Linked DNA regions of Homo sapiens: region 2 is linked to region 1. The links are chromatin loops, found by intact Hi-C in ENCODE. Cell type or tissue: endothelial cell of umbilical vein. All regions are shown on one strand. Links, peaks and the distances in the headings refer to the core of each region. The heading gives the core; the rest is flanking DNA. Region 1 overlaps FBN1 (fibrillin 1). Region 2 has its middle 59 kb from the start of DUT-AS1.

The links. Hi-C counts contacts between places; a loop is a spot of excess contacts. Peaks named below come from ENCODE experiments on the same cell type or tissue, not always from the same donor. Only the 100,000 strongest peaks of a DNase experiment are listed, where the experiment ranks them.
Region 2: it touches region 1 in a loop (5-fold over the local background); 3 of 110 quality-filtered maps call a loop at or near these places.

The regions. Positions count from the first base shown.
Region 1 is chr15:48,449,315-48,455,350 of GRCh38, forward strand. FBN1 (fibrillin 1) reads right to left here. Exons shown (of 66, transcript NM_000138.5): 45 at 3,248-3,370. Among named protein-coding and RNA genes, the nearest start is that of DUT-AS1, 120 kb to the left of the region's middle. In endothelial cell of umbilical vein, for the core only: no CTCF peak of the experiment used is centred there; DNase peaks (open chromatin) are centred at 2,147 and 2,617; H3K27ac peaks cover 2,175 bases.
Region 2 is chr15:48,382,199-48,400,201 of GRCh38, forward strand. No RefSeq gene overlaps it. Among named protein-coding and RNA genes, the nearest start is that of DUT-AS1, 59 kb to the left of the region's middle. In endothelial cell of umbilical vein, for the core only: no CTCF peak of the experiment used is centred there; DNase peaks (open chromatin) are centred at 10,333 and 11,663; H3K27ac peaks cover 1,587 bases.

The sequences.
Region 1 (6,036 bases), core at 1,014-3,513:
CCTATGACTAAGATTAAGTTTTTCTTGATGGACAACCTACATGGCTGCTTGTTCAAGTTGCATCTCTTTGTTTTGTCTTATGCCTGTAACTTTTTGTTCCATCTTCACCAAGTATTCACGTCTACACAGGGCTCCTTTTAGCATGTGACAACCTGAACACTGTCTCTTTCTTTTTACTCTCATCCATTCAAAAGGAAGCCCTCTCATCTTGCTTCTGCCAGTCTTTAAGTTCTAAATTATATTTATCATCAACTGAATCTTTGTTGCTTTCCTGAAATCTGATTATCTGAGGGGCAGAATTTAATGCATGAATTCACATATGACATAATTATATGCCAACTTACGTCTCTAATTTTTTAAAGCTCTATGTTTAGAGTAAATGTACTTTGAAGAGCACTGTGCCATTCTGATTTTCCTACTGTCACAGAAGAAAGCAAATGGAGTGTCATCTTTGCTGCAGATGCTGTAGGGCAGATGGCATTTCGCTCTTAGTTAAATAATCCAGACTTGCCGTTTGCCTGCAATGTCTACTCAGAACACAGTAATCATGAATGGACACTTTTTGCTGCACACAGCAACCCTCCCTGTGCCAGAATCATGGACATCTCCTCCATTTCATGTGTCCGGGATGCCACTGTTATGGTTATCTCCTATTTAGTAGATGAATCATCATACCATTTAGAAGTTCCAAGTGAAGTGGAGTATATCATTATGAGGGGAAATTGAAATAGAGCAGCTTAGGAACTACTACTAGCCTATGCAGAAATGCTATTTAACAAATTATGATTATTCCCTTTTGAGAAAATGAATTTAAAGTGAGCCAACTGCTTCCCAGTATAGGCAGAGGAGACTGATTTCCGATCTTGAGGAAGGGTGTCTCAGGTCCTACCATAGTTGGCCCAAAACTTTGGCACCTTCAGGTAGGACTGGACCTGGAGGTATGCAGGGGACGAGGTCTGTCTCATATCTGAGTTCCACAAGGAAATGGAGAGCCTTAAGGATCTTATTAGAAAGGGATCCCCAATTAGGAATTTCCTTTCATCTACTGCCCTATTTCATGATGGTTTAAATAAATGAAAAATGAAACATGGGGAGTACTTTGGAGTTCTACTGGTAAAACTAGAGCAGAAATCTAGGTTTCCACAAGCACCAGAATTTGAACTCTTAGATGATCATATTTGAGGTTGGGATAGGAGGTCTGAACAGGCTACTGTGGAAAGAAACCCAAATAGTCAACAGAGAAAGAGAGGAAACCACAAGGAAGTAGCTGGGAAGAAACTGTTCCTTGTCTTTTGTGGGGCAAGACATTTCAGAAGGGGGTTGCATTTGTTCTAACTATCCAGCTTCTGCTGTCAGACTAGCATCCTGAGCTCAGATATCTAATTATTCTCTCAGCTCTCTCAGCAATAATGTGGGTGCTATGGCCAGGTGTGATTTGGGATTTGAAATAATGTGCTTATGAATTCAAATAAGGATCTCATGATGGAGAGAAAGTTTTAGTTATTTTCATTTTAAACAGATGCACAAAGGAGTACTTTGCAGCATGCCTGAAAAAAAAAATGCCAAGTATAGAATAGCATTTAAAGATATTTTAAAAGTAAGACATAAATAAAGACATTTCTAGAATGAGGTCTTCAACCCAACAGGCTGAATGGTTGCAAAACTCAAGTTAATTCCCTTTCTTCTGAGGATTTCAATGAATAAAGGAAATCAAGCTTTTGGCTGCAAATGATGCTCACTCACAACACTTATGGCTGGCTGCATTTTATGTATGATAGTCTCCTACAAGAAAACAGTAAATGACTTAAGCTCCAGCAGGCTATGGCTGAATGTCTTATCTTGATCTATAAATAGCTCTGTCCCACTTCTTACCTGAGTGTGAAATGGTGTGAAATGACTCATTCTATATTATCAGCAATTCTTTATTTTGACTGGAATTATTTCATCCAGTTCTAAAGAAATATAAATTATGAGCAAAATGCAGGGAAGTGGTATCAATGCCAAGTTTCTCTAGGGTATTGTGGTTCATATCAGAGACGTCCCTGCTTTTCCTGTCCTGTATTTTTAATACATGGATAGCAACAGCTCTGTTGACAAAATGCTAAATACTTACACATTTTCCTTTAAACTCAACAAAACAAGTCTTGATTCTCAATGCGATTTTTTTGTTTGGCAATTACACCCTCTTCCCACCAAGGTCTCATAAAACAATGCAAAATACCCTAAAGAGAACAGTGCACTTCCTACCACTTAATCACTGGTAGGCAAGGAAATCCAAGGAAAATCTGACCACGTTCCCCTGTGTTGTTTCATTCACAAATGCATAAAATATCCAGGAAACCCCCCGTGAAATGAACCGTGAGCAAAATAACACATTCTTCCTGACTAATATACAATGATTTGCTTTGCTAAATATACAGTGATTTTTGCTAAATATACAGATTCAGAATTACTTAAAAACTTACAAGAAAATCATTCTGAGATATTATTTTGTTTCTGGGCTGAAACAGCAGTCTTTTAAATTTTCACACCACTGGCTACAAGATACCATCAGATACTGAATAACTTCACCGTACACTGAAGTTGATAACATGCCAACGTGCTTCCTATTTCTATCACATCCCTGACAAAAGTGAACACCAAAAAAATCTAATCTCTAGGGGTCATGGGAATAAATAGCTAATAAAGGCTGTTGATGTTTGCTGCCTTCAGTGAGTGACCCTTTCCCTGTAAGATGACTGGGAAGAAAAGCGATGGCTTTGTTTGTTCTGTTTCTGCAGATTAATCTGACCCAGCTCAGGAGAGCTTCACTGTCTAGATTTGGGGTATGCAGCCAAGATGGTGAAAACCTCACCTTTCTGAGAGGGATTCTGTGGAAGGAAAAAAATCATTTGGTCCTAAATGTTGCTTAGGGGAATGTGTGTATGCATAATTGTGTGTGTGTGTAATGTGTGGGGGTGAGTGTTTGCAGGCAGGGCAGCAGACAGGCAAATACGAAATCTATGTATGCGAATGATTTACTTCTTGTTTTGAAAATATCTCATCCAGAAAGAGGATTAAAAAGCTAAGTGTTTAGATATTTTGACAATATCCCTTTTTCCAATTTAGTTTAATATTAGAGTTCATCAATCTAAATCTTAACTCATATATTCTTCAGCTTAACTATCTGAAAATAAATCCAGATATCTGAAGCTTCATGAAGACAAACTCTTGGGTAGGCATGTCCAGCCTGTGGGGCACTACATACCATTGCACTGTCCTGTGGAGGTGAAGCGGTAGCCGGGCTTACAGTCACAGCGGTAGCTGCCTGCAGTGTTGATGCATTCGGCGTTGCGCTGGCACACTGGGCCGTTCTGACACTCGTCAATATCTACGAGCAGAAGAGAACTGAATTTGAAGGAGAACAGAATCTGGTGTCCAGTCAACAAAGCCTCTCACATGAAAACAAATTTATATTTTATTTTGATCTGTTCTATTGAAAAGACAACATAGATGTGTACAGCAGCTTTATTTATTGCCAGAATTTGGAAGCAACCAAGATGTCCTTCGATAGGTGAATTAACAAATAAACTGTGGTACATTCAGACAATGGAATGTTACTTAGCACTAAAAAGAAATGAGCTATCAAGCCATGAAAAGACATGGAAGAAAATTAAATATGGCCAGGTGCGGTTGCTCACACCTGTAATCCTAGCACTTTGGGAAGCTAAGGCGGGCGGATCACCTGAGGTCAGGAGTTTGAGACCAGCCTGACCAACATGGTGAAACCCCGTCTCTACTAAAAATACAAAGTTAGCTGGGCATGGTGGCGGGCACCTGCAATCCCAGCTACTTGGGAAGCTGGGGCAGGAGAACCGTTTGAGCCTGGGAGATGGAGGTAGCAGCGAGCCAAGATCATGCCATTGCATTCCAGCCTGGGCAACAAGTGCAAAACTCCAAGTCCAAAACAAACAAACAAACAAACAAAAAATAAAACAAACAAAAAAAAAACACACACAAAAAAAAAGGAAAAAAAAAGGAAAAAGAAAAAGAAGAAAAAAGAAAATTAAATGTATATTACTAAGCGAATCAGAAGCCAATCTGGAAAGGCGACATAATGTATGATTCCAACCATATAACATTCTGGAAAAGGCAAAACTCTGGAGACAGTAAAAAATCAGTGGTTGCCAGGGGTTAGGGGAGATTAGGGGATACACAGGCAAAGCACAGAGAATTTTTAGGGCAATGAGATTATTCTATGAATAGTTATGGAATGGTGGATACATGTCATTATAAATTTTTCCAAACCCATAGAATGTACAACACCAAGAGCGAGCTCTAATGTAAATCATCAGAGTGGACTCTGAGTGATAATGATGTCAACGGAGATTCAATTGTAACAAATGCACCACTCTGATGGAGGATGCTGATGATGGGGGAGGCTGTGCATGTGTAGGGGTAGGGAATATATGATAAATCTTTGTGCCTTCTTCTCAATATCGCTGTGGACCTAAAACTGCACTAGAAAATAAAGTCTATTAAAAAAAAAAGAAAGAAAGAAAGGAAGACCGAAAGTCCATTATCTAAACTTTCCCACTTAGTAATATTTATAAATGCAAGGCTTGATTTATGACCACATATGGACTCTAATGATGCTCACATCTAAAAAAAAGTCATGAAACTTGGCTGCTAGGGCCAGCACTTGACATGGGTATAGATTAATATCCTAGGAAGCCTTGTATTTACTCAAAGATCTGGATTTTATGATTCAATAAGGTTGCTATTGTCTGAAAGGCTGCAAGAGCAGAATGTCTCAAATCTTAAAGTCCACATGAATCACTTGGGATCTTGCTAAAATGCAGATTCTGACTTGGCATGTCTGGAAAATGGCCTGAGAGTCTGAATTTCTAATAAGTTCCCAGCTGATGCAGGTGCTCCTGGTCTGTAGAGAGTGCTTTGAGGTACAGGGCTGTAAAGACACCTGCTCAAATTACTACCACAAGGCAATCAAATCAAGAAAACCTAACATGGGAGTTATCATAAAACTACTGAAAACAAACCAACTCTCATTAAAACAGAAAAGATTTTGGATAATGGATATTGTGTGTTCCAGAGTTTTGACTTTGCTTAGGGGGTTGTCTGTCTACAAAACAAAACAACAACAACAAACAACAACAACAAAAAACAGATACTAATATAGTTCAAATTCATGGCATCACAAAAGTTACTACATGTCCATGCTATATCATGGGGCAAAATACATGTTTCCCTCTTCCCTGCTCCAGTGGAACAATCTAATTTACAGACTAAGTCCAATAAAGGGGATGGCCTATAACACAGGTGAAGGTTGGCCCTTAGTACCAGTTCTGGGCTTTTACACAGAAGTTGGCTCGACCAAAGAAGTTCCTACAAGGGGGTGGCAAATACATCAGCCGATGCCTCTTGGGCGTGATTCTGTGGTGGAAAACCCTCAGGACTGTCAGTCAGTCAGTGGGGGTTCCTGTCTAAGGCAGGTGGATTGTGCCTCTCTGGGCAACAGACACAGGAGCAGGAGTGTGTCTGCCTTGGGTTACAAGGGACCCAGCACCACCTCACTCACCAGGTCTGCCCTGCTTTGTATTCAGGATGTATAGAAACACAGGGGGCAGATTGCGCCACTGGAGAAACTGAGTAGTGTCACAGAGAAGCACTTCTATGATGTGGCATCTGATAATGTGGCTACTTGGCAAGAGCAGAGGCGTGGAAGCTCCCTAAATCACCTCTACAATCCATTCCAATTTCAGCATTGCTGAGGCATGTATGCACTCAACCTTCATTTTCCTATTCTAAGAGCTAAGAGTATGCTAGGAAGCAGCTGACCCTGGATTAAACATTCACCCTGAAGACGGATATTCTGTGAAATGGAAATCAGAAGTTGGAGCACTTAGTTATCTCAATATCCACAGAATGCTACCCTGACAGCAAAATGCCTTGCATTGGTACAGTTGCATGTGTTTAATCTCATGGATCTAGCAAGGTCTAAGTTGACTTGGTGGTCATGGGTGGTCTTGTCTATGG
Region 2 (18,003 bases), core at 9,336-11,835, 59 kb before region 1:
CCCAGAAACCTCATTGCAGACTTCACTTTCATCTCAGTGGCCGGAATTGTATGGCATGCCCATTTCCAAACCAAGGAAGGACAAAGGACTATATAATGCTCATAACTGGTCTGGGGGAAGAGGCCAATACTTCCTGAAGCCCATGTACTCCTGATACCCGAACAACATCAGGTGAATTCAGGTTGAAGAAATGGGGAATGGTCATTGGGTGCACAACCAACAGTAACAGCCACAGTGTTGGAGCTTTATGTTAATGTAATCAACCTGATTTCAGCCTATACTTTTCACAGGTCTAACTTTAGACTCTTTGAGATAGCAATGAAATCTTATTTGTCATTAGATTCTCCCCAAAATGCTTAACATTAAATGATTTTGTAGCTCAATAAAGTAAGACAATTACATATCTTTTCCATAGTTATGTTTTGTTTTCATTATGAGAACTGAGAGCTCAACTAATTAATAAAAACAGGATTTCCGGTTGTTATTTTTCCCCTGGTGACTTTTCCTTTTACGTTTATCCTGAGTTAAGAAAGTCTGAAACTGTCTTCATTAGGGTTGAACATTACCATGAGAATAGAGAGTAGAAAGCTAAGAAAAGCGTGCCATCAGAAATTTCTTTTTTCTAGGTTTCATCTCTATTCTTATCAAAATTTCAAATGTAATGGAGGTAGTGGGAAGAATGAATATTTTTGTTTGATGGAATCAAAATACCAAATTTTTCATTGAACTGAAATGATTAAAACTAATTTTTATGAGAAAAACAAATATAAGTTGCTAAATCAAATCCAAAAACCAATTACTAAAGTGCAAAAAGGAGGTATGGGAGAATGTGTGAGTGGTAAATCTGACCCTGCATGAAAAAACACTTAGACATTGATTTGGAAAAGCGTTATACTGCAAAAGCAATCCCAAAATCTTGTGCACAATGCAATAACAGTTTATTTTTCACTCAAGCAAATTGTGCTGCATGTCTGGGCAGCGTGCTAGGGCTGCTGTCCTCCATGTGTTGGCTCAGCATTCCAGCTTGATTCAATCTATGACAACTCTGTATCAACACATGGGTTGACAATAGTCAGGATGGGCAAAGAGATGCCTGGAAAGATGAGAATAAGCACTTAAGTGCCTGAACCTGGAACTGACATGTGATACTCTACTCATTTCCTATTGGCCACAGCTGGTAACATGACTATTTAAAAAACTGTTTTTCTCTATTCTCACAACACTTCTAACACTAAATTTGTGGGGATTTTTCTCACACCAACCAATTTTTCCAATTTTCAACTAGGTGTCCTACAATTTAACTCATTTCTGACACTATCTGCCCAGAGTTGGTGCCGACCCCACAGGTTGAGGCCTCAGTCCTACAAGAATGCACCACTAAAGGATCCCGAGCACAGAAGTTTCTGTCTCCATGGAATTTGGGGTGCTCCATCTTCCCAGCATGTGGATGCATTCTTGTTCACCAACCTGGAAGCTCTTCAAACCCCTTTGCTTAATTTTTTTAGGAAGGCTTCATGATATAGGCATGATTGATTAAATCACTGGCCATTGATGATCAACTCAACCTCTAGCCCCTCGCCCCTCCCAGAAAGGCAGAGGGTGTGAAACCAAGTTCCAATCCTCTAATCACATGGTTGGTTCTTTTAGCAACCAGTTCCTATCCTGAAGCCATCCAGGAACCCCAGCCACCAGTCATCTCATTAGCATACAAAATACACTTATCATTTGGGAGATTCTAAGGATTTTAGGAACTGTATTCCAGGAAAGAAGGGCAGAGACAAAATATATATTTTGCATTCTGTCACAATGACCATAGCTATCTTCAAGAGGCAGGGGAGTGTACTACTTCCATGTGCTCAGAGAGTAGAGCAGAACTGGTGATTGGTGACCAAGGGCGTGGCCTAGTCAAAAATTCTAGTGGGAAGTAAATTAATTATGAGTTCAAAATACCACAGGCTTTAAGAAACAGATAAATAGGAAACAAAGTCAATAGAAGTAAAATCTCAGAATGAAGAAACTGATAATGGTGTTGGTTCCTCTCCCTGAACAGAATATACATTGAGTGCTGTGTTCATATGAGGGACTGAACTTCAAGAGGTCCTCCGGAGGTGTTCAGAGGGAAGTAACTAGATGCAGAATAGTTAAGAATTCTTATGGTTTAGACTAGAGAAATCTGAGGACAAAATAGCCATTCATTCTCGAATATATGAATATTTGACTTGCTTTAAGGAACTGTGTGTTGTAATTTACAAAGAGACAGACTCTTTAAGAAAGAGTATTTTGCAGTCACACTGCATTAGTTGCCTTGGGGAGCTCTCCTTCTCAAAGGGTGGGGCTCCAAGCATGGGATGAACGTCCTCTGGCACAAAGAGGAAAAGAGGGAATTCAGGCATCATATGGCTCATTGGATTAGATGATCCTTAAAGATGCTTTTACTCTCAAATTTGATAGCTTGGTGGGATAGGTGCCCACAATTCCCATTTGGGTGATTGCCCCAGGACCTCCAAAACTACTGGCACTTGCTTGGACTTCCTCTCAGATCCTGGGGCCATACATTGCTAGGATCTGGCTACACAAATTAGAAGCTGATGACTCATATCCCAAAGGTGAAAAGATAGGGTGTGGTTCTGAGTCCTGAGTTGCTGTATTTTATCCAGAATTGAATTCACAAGGCGGCTTCGAGTCATTCCAAAGCTAATGTGGAAACACACAAGAAGCCGCACACCCTATTGTCTTCCTGCAGTGAAGTTGGGTTGAACTCATGCAAACCAAAGTTGATTTAAACAACAACAACAAAAATCAAATTCTTGTCAGGCAAAGTCTTTTGACGTTGTTTTATTCTTGAGTGAATATTTACAGCTGAGTTGGAAACTCTATCAAATAGGAATTAGAACTTTGCCAACTCCTGATGTACATCTTAGCCAGGGTATGCAGGGTATGCACGCAGCCTCTTCAGAGCTGCTCTGCTTCACTGACCAGGGGTTGACTGAGTTCTTCACTCTGTAACCATTTCCTGACATCCTCTGCATGGACACTCTTGCACAGACATTTTTTTTTTTTTAATCTAGGAGTTGCACTTTCTTGGTTACTATGGCTGCAAATTGTTTATACTGGATTCATAGTCAGGTTTTTATTTCCTTTTGTAATTTTTCCCGTGAACTAATAAGCCACAGTGGAGTTAAAAGTGCGAGTAAATGTGAACTCTACACAAAGCATTTTTATGTTCTATTGCCATTCCCTTCCTACCCTTAATCATTTAGAGCTGTTAACATAAAAAAAAATAAAAGTGTTCAGCCTCCTCTCTACTCCCCTCCTTTGCCCTCTCATTTCCCAAGCATCAGAGGGGAAGAACCACCACCCATTTCCCATCAGGACTGTTTGCAGAGTAACACATGTCCTCAATTACTGGGATCAGAAACTGAAGGCACCTTGGGTTGGTGATAGATGACTGGTTGGCCTCTGCTGGATATGCGTCATGGATGCCACAATAGGAATGGCTTAGCAGGGCAACAGTTTTCTCTCCTATGATTCACTTCAGCTTTTAGCCTGGGCCATCCACCCAGTACTCATTGGATATGGGCCCAGTTTCAGCTTATATGTGAACCACTCTATGAGAGAATGCAAGCTGAGAGCCCATCTTAGGGGAGAAAGATCTCAAACTGAATCAAGAGGGGGAAATGCTTAAGAGTTACCTTTCAGCCAGGTGCAGTGGCTCACGCCTGTAATCTCAGCAGTTTGGGAGGCCGAGGCAGGCAGATCACAAGTTCAGGAGACGGAGACCAGCCTGGCTAACATGGTGAAACCCCATCTCTACTAAAAATACAAAAAATTAGCTGGGCATGGCGGCACGTGCCTGTAGTCCCAGCTACTCGTGAGGCTGAGGCAGGAGAATCGCTTGAACCCGGGAGGCGGAGGTTGCAGTGAGCCGAGATTGGGCACTGCACTCCAGCCTGGGTGACAGAGCGAGACTCCACCTCAAAAAAAAAAAAAAAAAAAGTGACCTTTCATAATAGGAAGAGACAAGGCTCTAGATAAAACTGCCTGGGTTTGAAACTTGGATCTACCACTTGCCAGTTGCATGACTTTTCGCCAAGCCACATAATTTCTCAGCCACAGTTTTTTTCATCTGGGAAAAGGAAATTAAGAATGATAATCCCTAACTCATGGAGTTGTCATGAAGGTTCAAGCACACTGCATGGCATTGATTAAATGCTCAATAAGAGCTAACAATTATCCCAGTCAAGAACTTTTTCGTAGCAATGGACCAAACACTTCTCACAACAGCTTAAGCACAGAAAGGCAGTGATTGATTCATATGAGATATGGATGGTCCAGGGAGTCAAGAAGTGTCAATAAGACTCAGTCTCTGCTCCCCTTGGTTCTGCTGGTGTGGTAGCCAGCCTACCAGGTGACTGCCAATGATCCCTACCTTCTGACAATGTCACCCTTGTGAAGTTCCCTCCGGCAGTGCACCAGGGTGGGTCTATGTGACCAATATAGTATGAAAGAAAAAATAGTATGTTGCTTCCATGTTTAAGTTATAAAAGACACCATGGCTTCCATTTGGCCTCTATCTCTGTCTCTGTCTCCCTCCCATTATTCACGCTGGGGAAGCCAGGTGCTATGTTGTACTCAGCACTACAGAGAGGCCCATATGGTAATGAGCTGAAGTCTCCTGCCAATAGCCACATGAGGCCATTTTGGAAGTGGGTCCTCCAGCCCTAGTCAAGACTTCAAATGACTGAAGTCCCTGCTGACAACTTGACTGTAACCTCATGAGAGACCCTCAGTGAAAACTATCCAGCTAAGCCACTCCTGGGTGCTATCCAGCTAAGTCACACTTGACCCTCAGAAGTTGTGTGAGATAATACAGATAGCCTTAATTGACTATGGTTCTATTTAAATGATTTTTTCAGCCTTATAATGGTGTGAAAGCAATATGCATTCGGTATAACCATACATCAAGTACCTATACAACCATCCAATTTTTCACCTTCAGTACAGTATTCAACAAATTACATGAGATATTCAACAATTTGTTATAAAATAGTCTTTGTGTTAGATGATTTTGCCCAACTGTAGGCTAATGTAAGTGCTCTGAGCAAGTGTGAAATGGGTACCATTTCTATCTCTATTCTATGAGGAGTAGAGGATCAGAAAATTTAAGTAACTTTCCCAAAGTCACACAGCTAGTAAGTGATCAAGCTAGAATTTGAACCAAGACACTTTAGTTCTAAGGTCCATGGTCACAACCACACTGCTAAAACACCAATACTATGAAGTATCACAACCTGTTGAGTTTTGATTTCAGGTATTTTGTCCTCTTATGTCTCAGTTTTACTTTCTTTCTTTTTTGTTTTTTGAAAAGGAGTCTCACTCTGTAGCCCAGGCTGGAGTGCAGTGGTGCAATACTGGTTCATTGCAACCTCCACCTCCTGGGTTCAAGTGATTCTCCTACCTCAGCCTCCTGAGTAGCTGGGATTACAGGCACCTGACACCATGCCCGGCTAATTTTTGTATTGTTAGTAGAGACAGGGTTTCACTATGTTGGCCAGGCTGGTCTTGAACTCCTGACCTCAAGTGATCCGCCCACCTCGGTCTCCCAAAATGTCGGGATTACAGACATCAATTTTTCATTTATGGAGTATGTGTCTCTACTGAATTAGAAATGGAGATGGCTTGGCCTTAACTCTGAAGTACTGGACAGATGCAGTTAAATACCAGTGTGGGGGGAATGTATAAACACTTTCTAGTGATGTGCATCCAGAGTTCTACTGTAAGCACCTCCTGACTGACAGACCATTCACACAAAGGCACCCTCTCTTCCAACACTAAACACCAGTGATGGACAAGTGGACATTTAAAAAGTCATGGATCTTCTGAGTGAATATTCATGTAGAGAGGTACCTTTAATATAAGCCATTTAATATTGGCTATAACCCATTTACATTCCTATGTTTATATTTGTTCCAATCAATTGCACAACAACCTTCCTCATCTGGCCATATTAGTAGGAAATTTATTGTTTTCTTCTGAAGCCTTGGCTCCCAACTTAAATTGTACAGAAACCTGGTGACTTGTTCAGTGCAGATGGGTTAGTTTGGCTCCCAAGCTTTAGGCTGTTTGGGCAGTTAATGCCCTAGTGTGGTTTGCAGGGTGCCCTGCATGTTGTCTGCTGTGGCAATGGGCCCTCATGAGTCCTGCACTGGCTCTGAATTAACCTCACCTTCAGGCTTCAAGATGTAGGCTCTCTTCAGTTATATGCAGAAGGTTATTTATAGCCTCCCAAACATAAATACCACAGCAGGGTGGCTGGTCTTGGCTGAGCATGCAGGAGTCCAGCCCAGGCTACACTCCTGGAACCAGCTCTTCCTATAAACCCGTGGCCTTGTTCATTGATCCAGACTCCTGCTTCCTGCCTGTGAAGTTCTTCTCTGGGCCCCTTGATGTCCCGGGGAACTTCTGTTAGGACTGTCTCGATCCATCAGAGAGGCTTTCATTCTGTAGAACTGCACAAACACCCCAGCAGTTCTGAACCTGGAGTGTGTAACACACCCTTCTTCCTGGAGAGTGGCCAAGTCTGCATAACCTAGACCATCCAAGTGTTGTAGGGAAACATCGAGTATCATCTTTCCCAGGATGACTTTCTGCATCTTCCTAAACACAAAAGCTCTTGGCAAATTTTCTTTCTAAAAATGTATTGAAGTTATACTTGGCTGGACATCCTGCTAGAGAAATTTAACAACTTCCCAGTGTATTAGAATCTTGGGCATACTCTCAGATGGAGCCGGCCTTTCTAGCCCCATGTCTTTAATAAATCTACTTGATTAGAGAAGAGACAATTCCCTAAAGAGAGGGCACTACCATTCCCAGAAAAAGAGAGGGCTGTTGGGCAGACAGACCAAAGGTGACAAATACATTGAACAATGTGTCTGTGTCTGGCTAGCTTTGTGCTTGAGAAAGGGGAAGACACAAACTTTTTGATTCTAGCTGGTCCTATTCTTACTGCAATAAACTAGGTATTGTTCACCACTTATGACATTTTAGTAGAAAAATTAATTTTGAGCTAATGAAAATTTGAGACAAGTATATGAATTCAGAGGTAACAGGGAGATGGGGAGTAGTTACTAAGTAGATTGTTGTTATTGCCTCAGGATCTTGACACTCTATTCATTTTCTATGCCCCAATTCCATTGGGAATAAGAGGGTAGCAATTTTATCAGTTAAAAATACACAGGTAATTACATAGTGGGCAGTTTCATCTCAAAAATAAGAAGGCACCGAGCAAAGCACCAGGAAATACCAAAACTATTTGGATGATCAATGTTGAAAGGAAAGAACTCACCATTTCTTCTCTCCTCTCCTCTCCCCTGCCTTCTCCACCTCCTTTCTTTGAGTGAGCAACTTGCTACGGATTAAGAATCCTTGGCAAAAGCATGTCCCTTTTGAGGCAAGGGGAAATTAATATTTGGGGGTGAAAGAGAGAAGGATTGGGAGAGGTGTAAGCAAGAAGCCAGGTGCCGATGATTTCCCTGGAAACCTAAGACTTTCTAATTAAAACCTGGCAGCCCCACCGAACAGCTTGCACCATGTGGGAAAGAAAAGCCTGAAAGGTTGGGACAAGGAGGCCTGATGTAATTACATTCCACTGAGTGAGGATCCTTTCCTGTGGGTCAGTATTGTCCTGGGAATATCATATTCTGTTCCTAATAAATTTCAACAGGCAAAGACATGGACACATCACCTAAAAGAGGTCTTCAAATGATTATGGTTCCTAAAAGTCAGGAAATAGGTCTGATTTCCCATTAAAGTAGGTTTTTCTGTTCAGCAGGGTTCCCAGGTCGCTGTCATATAAAAGTTATTTGCTGACTCATCTTGAAATTGGAGAATTTTCAATTTTCCATTGTGCATAGTTCTGTCTCTTTCCAGAGTTTTCTTTTTAAATAATTTTGTGCAATATATGTGAACTATGTTTCCCTGTTTTATATCCTAACAAGAAATGTTACTTGTTCTTGATTCCGATAAAGATGGGAGAAACACGGTTTTTTCAGGACTTCTCAATTTAGTGTGTAAAAAAGCATAAGACATGGAAAATTAGTGGCCTCATATTTTGAGACAAACTATTGAAAAATGTGTCTTTTATTTAAGTCTTTCCACATTTTAGTAAGACTTTAAAAAATTATTGCACTTAAGAAGTTTTTTTTTTTTTTTTTTTTTCTTTTGGTCACTCCTTTGACGCTTATTTACATATATGGCCAAATAAACTAGCTTAAAAAAACAAACAAACCTTTGTTTGTTTGTTTGTTTCAGTAGGAAAGAACATGGCTTCCAGTAACTCTTCAGTTACTTTTAAACAAATACTATCTCTCCGTTCTGGTACAGGGTCCTACTCTTCCTGTCTTGAGTCCTGGCCCTGGCTAGGTGACTGCATCCTGAGATTTGGGGAATGGAAAGAATTTTGGAGACCCTCTATTTTGTATCACAACTAGTAAGGGGTTCCATCCACACCCTCGTCCCTCTCAATTAGGCCTCTGCTTGTACATTCAGGGGTGTCTCTATTTTGTGAGGCTTTTTCCTGGAGGAGATAAACTCATTTTCAAAGTTGGGCAGGGCAGAAAGACTGGATACATTCAAATTCATTTGTTAATTCATGCATTAATTTATTCCTTTGACAAATATTTAATGAGCACCCTTGTGCTAGGCAGGCTTTGTGTTGGCACTGAGGACAGAGATCAACAAAGCAGACGTGTTCTCTGCCTTCCTGGAGGTCCCAATAGGGGTGATAGACATTGACCAAGTAAGTGCAGGGACAACTAATTGCCAACTAATTGCACATTTTGCAATTATGATAAGTGGCATGAAGGACAAGTAGAAAGGATGATAGGGCTAATCATAGGGAGAGATAGCTTAGACTAGGGGGTCAGTTGGAACTATTAACTAACACTCTTTTCATTTTTCTCTTATCACCCAAAGAAAGCCGGGAGTATGAAAGTATGGGTTAGAATTCCTTAAAATAACTACTTATTAGAAAGGGCAAGAAGTATCATAAATGAAACAGTATTGATACAACCTAGAAGTCATTGATAAGGGAATAGTTAACTACTTTATAATATACATTATTCAGCAATATTATTTAGCCTTAAAACTAACTTAGAAAGGAGTTGTTATGGGTTTCAGAAAATTCTTATGCTCTAGCATTGAGAAAAATTGCAAATGCAGCGATTATCTCAAATATACTATATATATACATATGTCTAGCAAATATCTGAAAACCATATCAACATGTTTTCCATTTTTATTTGTATTATTAAGGATGTTACAAGTATGTAGCTAAAACATATTTTTCATGAATACATGTAAAGCAAACATCTGTGTAACCACAGCTAGATCAAGACATAGAACACTGCCACCATCCACAGGCCGCCCTTTCCTCCCTTTCCCCTTGAACAGCTTGTATCATAATTCTGTCTTCTCACCTAAAGGTAAACACTATCCTGATTTTTGTGATAATCATTTTATATATATATATATATATATATATATATATATATATATATATATATATATATACACATACACATACACACACACACACACATAACATTTTAATATACATATATTATGTATATATATATACAGTTTTATCACCTATATGTATTCATAAGTAATGTAAGTTAGTTTAGCTCAATTTCAAACTTAATATATATAGAATTATACTTTCCTTGTGTTTTAACTCAACCTTGTTTGTGGAATTCATCCTTGCCATTGTGTATAGCTGTGGTTAATTAATTTCATTGCTTTGGTGTCCCTAGGTATGAATGAATGTAACACAGTTTATTTATCCATTCTACTATGAGTGGATATTTGAGTAGTCTCCAGCTTGGGCCTTTTACAGATAGTATTGCTGCCAACCTTCTTGTCCATGCACATTGTACACAGTGCATTGAGCCTCTTTACTGTACAAAGCTCAAGTGGACTTGCTGGGTCATAGGAGGTGCTGGTTATTTTCGGTTTCTACCCTTCCGCCCTAATCCATTCTTTGCCTTTCTGTGCCTTGCTCTGTGTTTCTTTATGTACCATATTACTAGAGTACCTTGCCTTCAGCTTTTAGTTAGGTTTGGGCAATGGGAGGTAACAGTGTGAGTTTAGGGGGTGGGAAAAAGAGTTTGGAGCATTCTCTGATTTCCTCTTGGCCTTCCCACAGTTCTGGCAGTGGCCGCACCGCGTTTTCTCTTAGGTTCTAGCTCTTACAAGACTCTGGTAACATTCTTTCCTCCTCTTGTTGTTTCAGGCTTAACAGGCTTTCCCCACTTTCTGTCCCATTATTCTCATTGCCAGTGGCAAGGAGCCAAGAACCTTCTTGTCTCTGCAGCATAGAACAGAGACAGAGCCTCCTGCCCAGCCTTCCAGGAAGCCCGAGTTCTCATCTTAATTCCCATACCCTGTTTCTCTGGGTTCAGGCTAAGGTTACTTCTCTGTTCACTAAAGCTGCATTTATTTTCTGGGTTTTTCTCTGATCCACTTCCAGAGACTATGACTCCAAGAGCAAAGCAGTCTGTTCACGAAATAGATCATTCCCTCTCAGTGCCCAGATTCTGTTGACCTAATAATCAATCAGGCCTTCTCATCTCCTTTCTCTCTTCCGTCAACTTCTGCTTCCCACACAAACGGTCCTGGTACTCCTGTAGCTGCTCTTCGCCCTCTCCGGGGATGTTCGGGTCTCCTGTGGATCTAGACAGGCATTAGTGGTGAATGCAGGTTTGGCGTCAGAGTGCCTGGGCTCAAATCCCTGTCCTGCTATTTATTAGCTGTGAACCCTTGAAGAGGGTACCACTCAATTTCTAGTAGGGCTTCTTTCTAGTCTGTAAAATGGTGATAATGTAAGAATAAAATGAATTACTCATATAAACTTCTTAATTGTGTCTGGTACCTGGTACATTCTTAATAAATGTTAGCTATAATTGTGGTTATTATCTGATACTTATATAAAAACCCATCATGTCATAAAAGCCTTCTGTCATGAAAAAGATATATATATATATATATATATATTTAGGTTCATGTAGTAGTAAAGTGTTTACTCCTCGAAAAAGCCCAAAGGCAAGCAGATATATGAGAAAAAGCATTGTCATATAAACTGCTTTATATCATGATGACCAATCCTCTCTTCCAACACTTCTCAAACCCAAATCCTTTAGGGTCTAATTTGGAAGTGGAGAGGGCAGAGGTGCATGGAAACAGAAGCGGCGCTGGTGGGGTGCTGTGTTTCATGCCTAGGTTATGGTGCACGACAGACACCACACACTGGAAAGTAGAAGCTTACCAGAGGAGATGGCAATTACAAACGCCCTCAGGAATTCATAGAAACCAGGGGGAGAGTTTTACATTTCCACAGGCTGGTGGGGTTGGGGTAGGGGGTGATGATAGAATTCAAGCCCATCTTACTCTGATCTAAGGGGCAAAGACACCCCATCTGAGTTATTCAAGTAGAGCCCAGAATGGATCACTGGCACCATCTCCCCCAGTTGTTGACAGTTGAGCAAGGAGCCGGGCGTTCTCCCCTCCCCTCCTCCTGCTGTGCTCTGTCTTGGCCGCCTTCCTTATGGATAGGCCATATGGGCCGTTTTGGAGCCTGTGTTTGCTTTGGCTTGGTGGTTCGCAGCTTACTTCCTGTTAACATTCCTCCACCTCTCACCCCACATTATGGGTCTCTCTCTCAGAGCCACCTGCTCTTTCTGTTCTCTGTGCCCATAACCTCAGCTCTCTGATTTCTCCATTCATTGCTTGGCTCTTAACTGGGACTCAAATCTCACTTCTGTTTAAGTATTTTCCATGCCAGCTTCTTGTTTGGACCAGATAGTGTTTCACCATGATGGGCCTTTATTAGGAGACAAAGGGGTGATCGGGGTGGTACCGGAAAAGGCAAGTTCATGTATCCAAATGACTGTCAAGTGAGACCAGAAAAAGCCCTTCTTCCCATGAGTTTTTGTCCAAAAAGCATCAGACCTAGTATAGAGGCGATTATGGCCAAAAAGGCGAGCGCTGAGTTTGAGGCCAAAAAAAACAGCCTAGGAGTGGAGGGAGGCACAAAACTGGCACACGTGCCTGTAGATTCTCTCACATTTACCCTCCTGGGTCTCCTTAACCCAGGCCCTTGGCCTAGTAAGAGTGCCAGGCCAGGCCACAGTCCAAGGCCAACATGTGTACGAAACTACCACACCCCGCATGTGGCATGACTTGTTCTGGCTACTCACAAACGACTCGATGTTCATCTCCTCTAGTGGAGTTCAGATAAGGCCTTTCAGCTTGGCTGTCTCCATCTGGTTCTTCCCATTGAGCCCAGGTCCAGTGGCTCCACAGAGAAACACCTTAACCTGCCTCAAGAACCTCTTCCCTTGACTTCAACTCAGGTGGATGTCCCAGCCAAGAATGCTTTGGCAGGATGAAACCGTGCTGTGAAGAGCGTGTTCAGGGTGTGGGTTTAAGTCTCACTTCAACCAGGTCTTAGCTGTGTGACCTTGAGCAAGTCCCTTCACATCATTCTACCTGTTTCCTCTTTTGTGAGATGGAGCTAATTATGCAAAGAGGTGTGAGAATTCAAAAAGATCACCCACGAATAATAAGGTGGGACAATTCCCTGAAAAGCACACCAGGCCTACTGAGACAGGAAATAGGCTTGGTGTTGTGTATGGAGAGGTAGACCTTCTTTGCCATTTAGGGGATGAGATCCATAGCACAGTAGGAAGTATGGTGGGTAGCTGAGTCTGGAAAACAACTGTGTGTGTGAATGCAGAGGACTGCATATAAAGTGCCAGAGCTGTGCCTGGCACTTGTTGTTTGCCAGCCAAGGGTCCCTGAGTTGAGAACACACACACCAAGGACAGTGGAGAAGAGCAGATGCCATCCTTACATGTGCAGTGTTTTTGGCCTTGCTCCCATTCTGAAAGTGCCTGTCTGAAGGGATCTGGCTCCTGGAATGGGCAGGGGTTTTTGTCATCTGTTTCGCTGGGAGGAAGTCCACAGTCAGGGATTTTGTAGAATCTTAATGGTGACCGCCAGGCAGTGGCAACTATAGCCAAAAACAATGAGGCTCCTTGGTACACTAAGGAAGGCTTCGGGTTTAATGCCTTAGGGCAATACTCATCTGGACCGACTTTTTAGACTGAAGAAGCCTTCCTGGGGTCTTGGGGTTTTTACATAGACATAACAGGGGTGCCAAGGCATTTAGTGTACACATTTGAAAGATTGTGACTGCATTTTTATCCCAAGCTTATGAAGCAGCTACATTTGTGAAGTGGTTAGCAGGCTGCCTGGCATATTTTAAGGGTTTCATAAATGATGCTCATTATTATTAAGCACGCGTGTCACAGCAGCCAGAGCACTGAGCAGCGCTCCTTGGCAGCTGCAGCTCCCCAAGGGGAGGGCGGTGCCTTACAAGTTGGGAGAAGACAGTGGAATCATTAAGCAGCTGACACATACCCAGTCACTCCAAGGAATCTCCCATCCCTGTTCAGAAGTCTGACCCAATTTGCTCAGCTTTTCTCCTGAGACTCTCTTGTTCCAGCCACAAATCTGAGCTGGGAGCACCCTTCCTCTTAGCCACCTGTGACTGGGAGGCAGCGGGGGTGGCCCAGAGCTCACCCTAGTTGGGAGACTTGAGCAGTAGCTCCTCTCCTCCAGCATTCCCTGGTGGGGGTGTGGAAGGCTGTGAGTAAGGGAAGAGAGAGGGTGTGGGGCACCTCACATGGTCAGGGAGGGCTCCCCTCCCTTGGAACTCACAGCAGCCAGGTCATGGGCTCACTGGGGTTGTTTATCATCCTCAGTCTTGGGGAGAACAGGCTCACATGACAGCGCTTTGCAAATCGGTAAGTTTTTTTCCAAACATACAAAAACCTAGGCCTGGGGTTTAGGACTTCTAGAACTTCAGAGCACACGGTCCTGTGTCATGACTCTCAAACGGGGACACACATCACTTAAGTCAAGTGGAGGTGGAGCTGTCACGTTAGTCACTGCAGTTTGCAAGGCTTGGGTGCCAGATTCTTGTCAGATACCTCTCTGTATCCCTATGGAAACCAGAAGAATGGAGAGTGACTTGTGATGGGCTGTCCCAGGCATTGAGTCTCACAGAATCAGAGAGCTGGGAGCACAGGGGGTATGGGAGTGGGAACAGAGGAGGGAGATGGGGGGCAGGCAGATGTGGGAGGTCACCCAGGACAGCTTTCAGGCAGAGCAGTATCATCTGCCTTTTACAGATGTGGCAACTGAGGCAAAAAAAGACTCACTGGCTTCCCAGACCCACCACGACCCACTGCCTCTTCCTGCTGCCGCGCCAGATATCCTCCTTTTTTCATGAAAGCAACTGAGTTCATGGTGTTCCTGTGAACTTAGCAATTGTAGAATGTGGTTTTGCCTGGTGGCTGGAAAAGATCAGGAACCTATATAAGAAGTAAACCCTTTTCAACTTGTACAAGTCCAGAAGGATAAAGGGAGGTACAATCTAATGTGGCAGGAAGAGGCGTTGGGCCCATGGTGGGTCAGGGCGAGTGATTTCTGTGGGGGTCCAGAAAGGTTCCTGGCAAGAATAAGGAAACCAAGCGAGGTTCCCCAGCTGCAGAGGCTAATGTGCTCTCCACCTCAGCCTGTCCTATGCACCACCAGCTCATACTCCCTTCACCTTCTTTTTTTGTTTGTTTTTATTTAAAAAAAAAACAACTGTTGGTGGGACTGTAAACTAGTTCAACCATTGTGGAAGTCAGTGTGGCGATTCCTCAGGGATCTAGAACTAGAAATACCATTTGACCCAGCCATCTCATTACTGGGCATATACCCAAAGGACTATAAATCATGCTGCTATAAAGACACATGCACACGTATGTTTATTGCGGCACTATTCACAATAGCAAAGACTTGGAACCAACCCAAATGTCCAACAATGATAGACTGGATTAAGAAAATGTGGCACATATACACCATGGAATACTATGCAGCCATAAAAAATGATGAGTTCATGTCCTTTGTAGGGACATGGATGAAATTGGAAATCATCATTCTCAGTAAACTATCGCAAGAACAAAAACCAAACACTGCATATTCTCACTCATAGGTGGGAATTGAACAATGAGAACACATGGACACAGGAAGGGGAACATCACACTCTGGGGACTGTTGTGGGGTGGGGGGAGGGGGGAGGGATAGCTTTAGGAGATATACCTAATGCTAAATGATGAGTTAATGGGTGCAGCACACCAGCATGGCACATGTATACATATGTAACTAACCTGCACATTGTGCACATGTACCCTAAAACTTAAAGTATAATAAAATAAAATAAAACAAAGTTTTTAAACATGCTCTTTAACTTTTAGTTTTCCTTGATCACTATAACTCCATCTCCTCAGTGTTCATTTTTAGGGGACTAGGTAAAGGTGGAAAAACTAAGACCAGGAGAGAAGTGACTTTCCCCAGGCCACTGGGCAGTAGAGCAGGGGCAGGCCCTCTTAACTCATGCATTGCTTCCTTCCACTTTCTGAGCCACCACATTGTGAGATGCCGCCCTGTGTGGACTCGCACAGGATTTCATTCTTTCCACAAAGGATTGAGACAGACACAGCCCCTGCACTCATGCCTGAATGTGCAATGGGATAGGTGGGCATTGGCCAAGTGACTGTAAATGAGCAATGCAAAAGAGAGTTCAGAGACTTTCTGAATTGTTCCACCACCCCAGTCTCTGGGCTTCCCAGACATATCCTGTGCACTCCTGCTGGATTACTCCTCCGAATGTTCCCAAAGCTGCCCGCTGTATTCCAAATTACTCTAGACAGGCATTCTGGCCCCTCTACGACCACACCTCCTAACCTACTTCCTTTACACACGGTGCCTGCCAGCTGGCCTGTGGCCCACTGCACTGCCCTTACTCGGGATATCCTCTCTCTGAAAAAGCCCAGCCTGGCTGTCTGATCTCCAAGAAGCTTTCCCCAACACCTCTGATGGCAAGGATCTTTCAGCACCTCCATTACATACCCCCCATACTAAATTTTAGGAATTCGTTTTGTGGAAAATACATGTAATGCGATTCAAGAAATTTACAACTCCCTTCAGGTAATGAAAAGCCCAATAGTAGACAAAATGAAACTGGAAGACCTTGAACTAGCCATCTCTCAGCACATTTTTTCTTTTTTTTTTTTTTTTTTTGAGACAGGGTCTTCCTCCATCCCCCCGGCTGGAGTGTAGTGCTGTGATCATAGTTCACTGCAGGCTCAAACTCATGGGCTCAAGCAATCCTCCTACCTCACCCATCCAAATAAGTGGGACTACAGGCCTGCACCACAACATTTAGCTATTTTTTAATTTTTTTGTAGAGATGGGGGGTCTCACTATGTCGCCCAGGCTGGTCTCAAGCTCCTGGCTTCAAGTGATCCTCCTGCCTCAGCCTCCCAAAGTGCTAGGATTCCAGGCATGAGCCACTTGCGCCTGGCCACTCTCAGCACATTTTTCTAAAGCCCACTCTTACCCATAGACCACTCACAACACATCTTTTCTGAGCAACTGTCAAGTTCTGGGTATTGAATAACAGAATACAACATACAAAACAGGGTCCCCAGCCTCCGTGATCTTACATTTTGAGAAATCCCTGGAAAGGCTGCAGTCTACATCAGCTGAAAAGCATTTACTAAGCTCCATTTTTTTTTTTTTTAGAGTGCTGCCCTCCCCTAGGAGCTCAACCGGTGATATATATCATTGCATGTGATACGTCTCATAATATATCTCACAGCACCACTGTGAGACATCCTTACCTTCCCAATTCTGCATGTTTACTCTGGTTCTTCTCAGCCAGAAATGTCTTCTTCATATCCACTTTTCAGCACCCTAATCGGGTTTCCTTCTTTGTGCTCCAACCTTATGATCTCTGAATCCTTTGATCTTCTTTCCGGACTTGTAATTTGGCACCATACAGTTTAGCTGTTCCTCCTACATGATTCAGAAGCAGTGAGGTTTGGTGGCCTTGGAGTCTGTGGCAGAGAAAGCTAGGATATTTGCTCTCCTTCCATTAGGTTAGGTTGTTTCTGGGAAACAGCTATCTGGCCACTTCATTTCTCAACCCCTCTGTATCTTATTGGGGCCATGTAACTAATTATGGACCATGAAATAAAAGTGATTTATCTCATTTTGGGGTAAGAGTTGTTGCAGTATCTAATGTGCCATCATCATTCAGTCTTCCTCTTCTTTGATGACCTGAATGCCACCTGTTGGAAATAGCAGAGCTTCAAGATGGAAAGGACTGGATTCCTGAGTCACCACTTGGAGAATCACCTCCCAGAAGAGCCCAGCCAGCCAGGAACACCTGCAGAGGATATTGGGCAACAAATACACTTGTATCAGGTCAAGCCACTGGAGGTTTTCTTGACCAAAACAAAGTTAGATAAGTTTAGGATTGAGTCCCATCTCTGCCACTTGACAGCCCTGTCATGTTGGGAAGATTACTCACCCTTCCTGAGCCTCATATTCTCCTTCAATAAGAAGAGCTCAGTGATACCCAACCTTGCAGGATGGTCGTGAGGAGTAAATAAGATATTTCTGAACTACTTGAAACATTGTAGAAACCCAATAATTTGTATATCTTTATGTGTTTGTGAGGGTGTATGTGCATCCACATAGTGAGTGGCTTCATATGTGGTACTCTTGCTGCTGAATTGTAAATAAGTGGTTTAATGTTGTAAACCTGTATTCTTTCTAAAGCCTAGCACAGTGCAAAGCAAATGGAAGATCTCAGTTAATATTTACTAAGAAGCAAAAAAAATTGGCTTAAAATATAAGGAAAACTAATTTGCTGTGCTACCTCCTTATAATATCCCCCTGTGCAATGGGAGGAGTTTACAGCCCTCTCCCGCTGGGGCAGTGCTTCCCTTGGCTTCCCACTGATCCTGTCTTCTAAAGTGGATTTCTGTGTATACTTGCTGCTCAGTATGTGAGTAAATGGGTGTATTTATTTGGATAAAAGTGCTT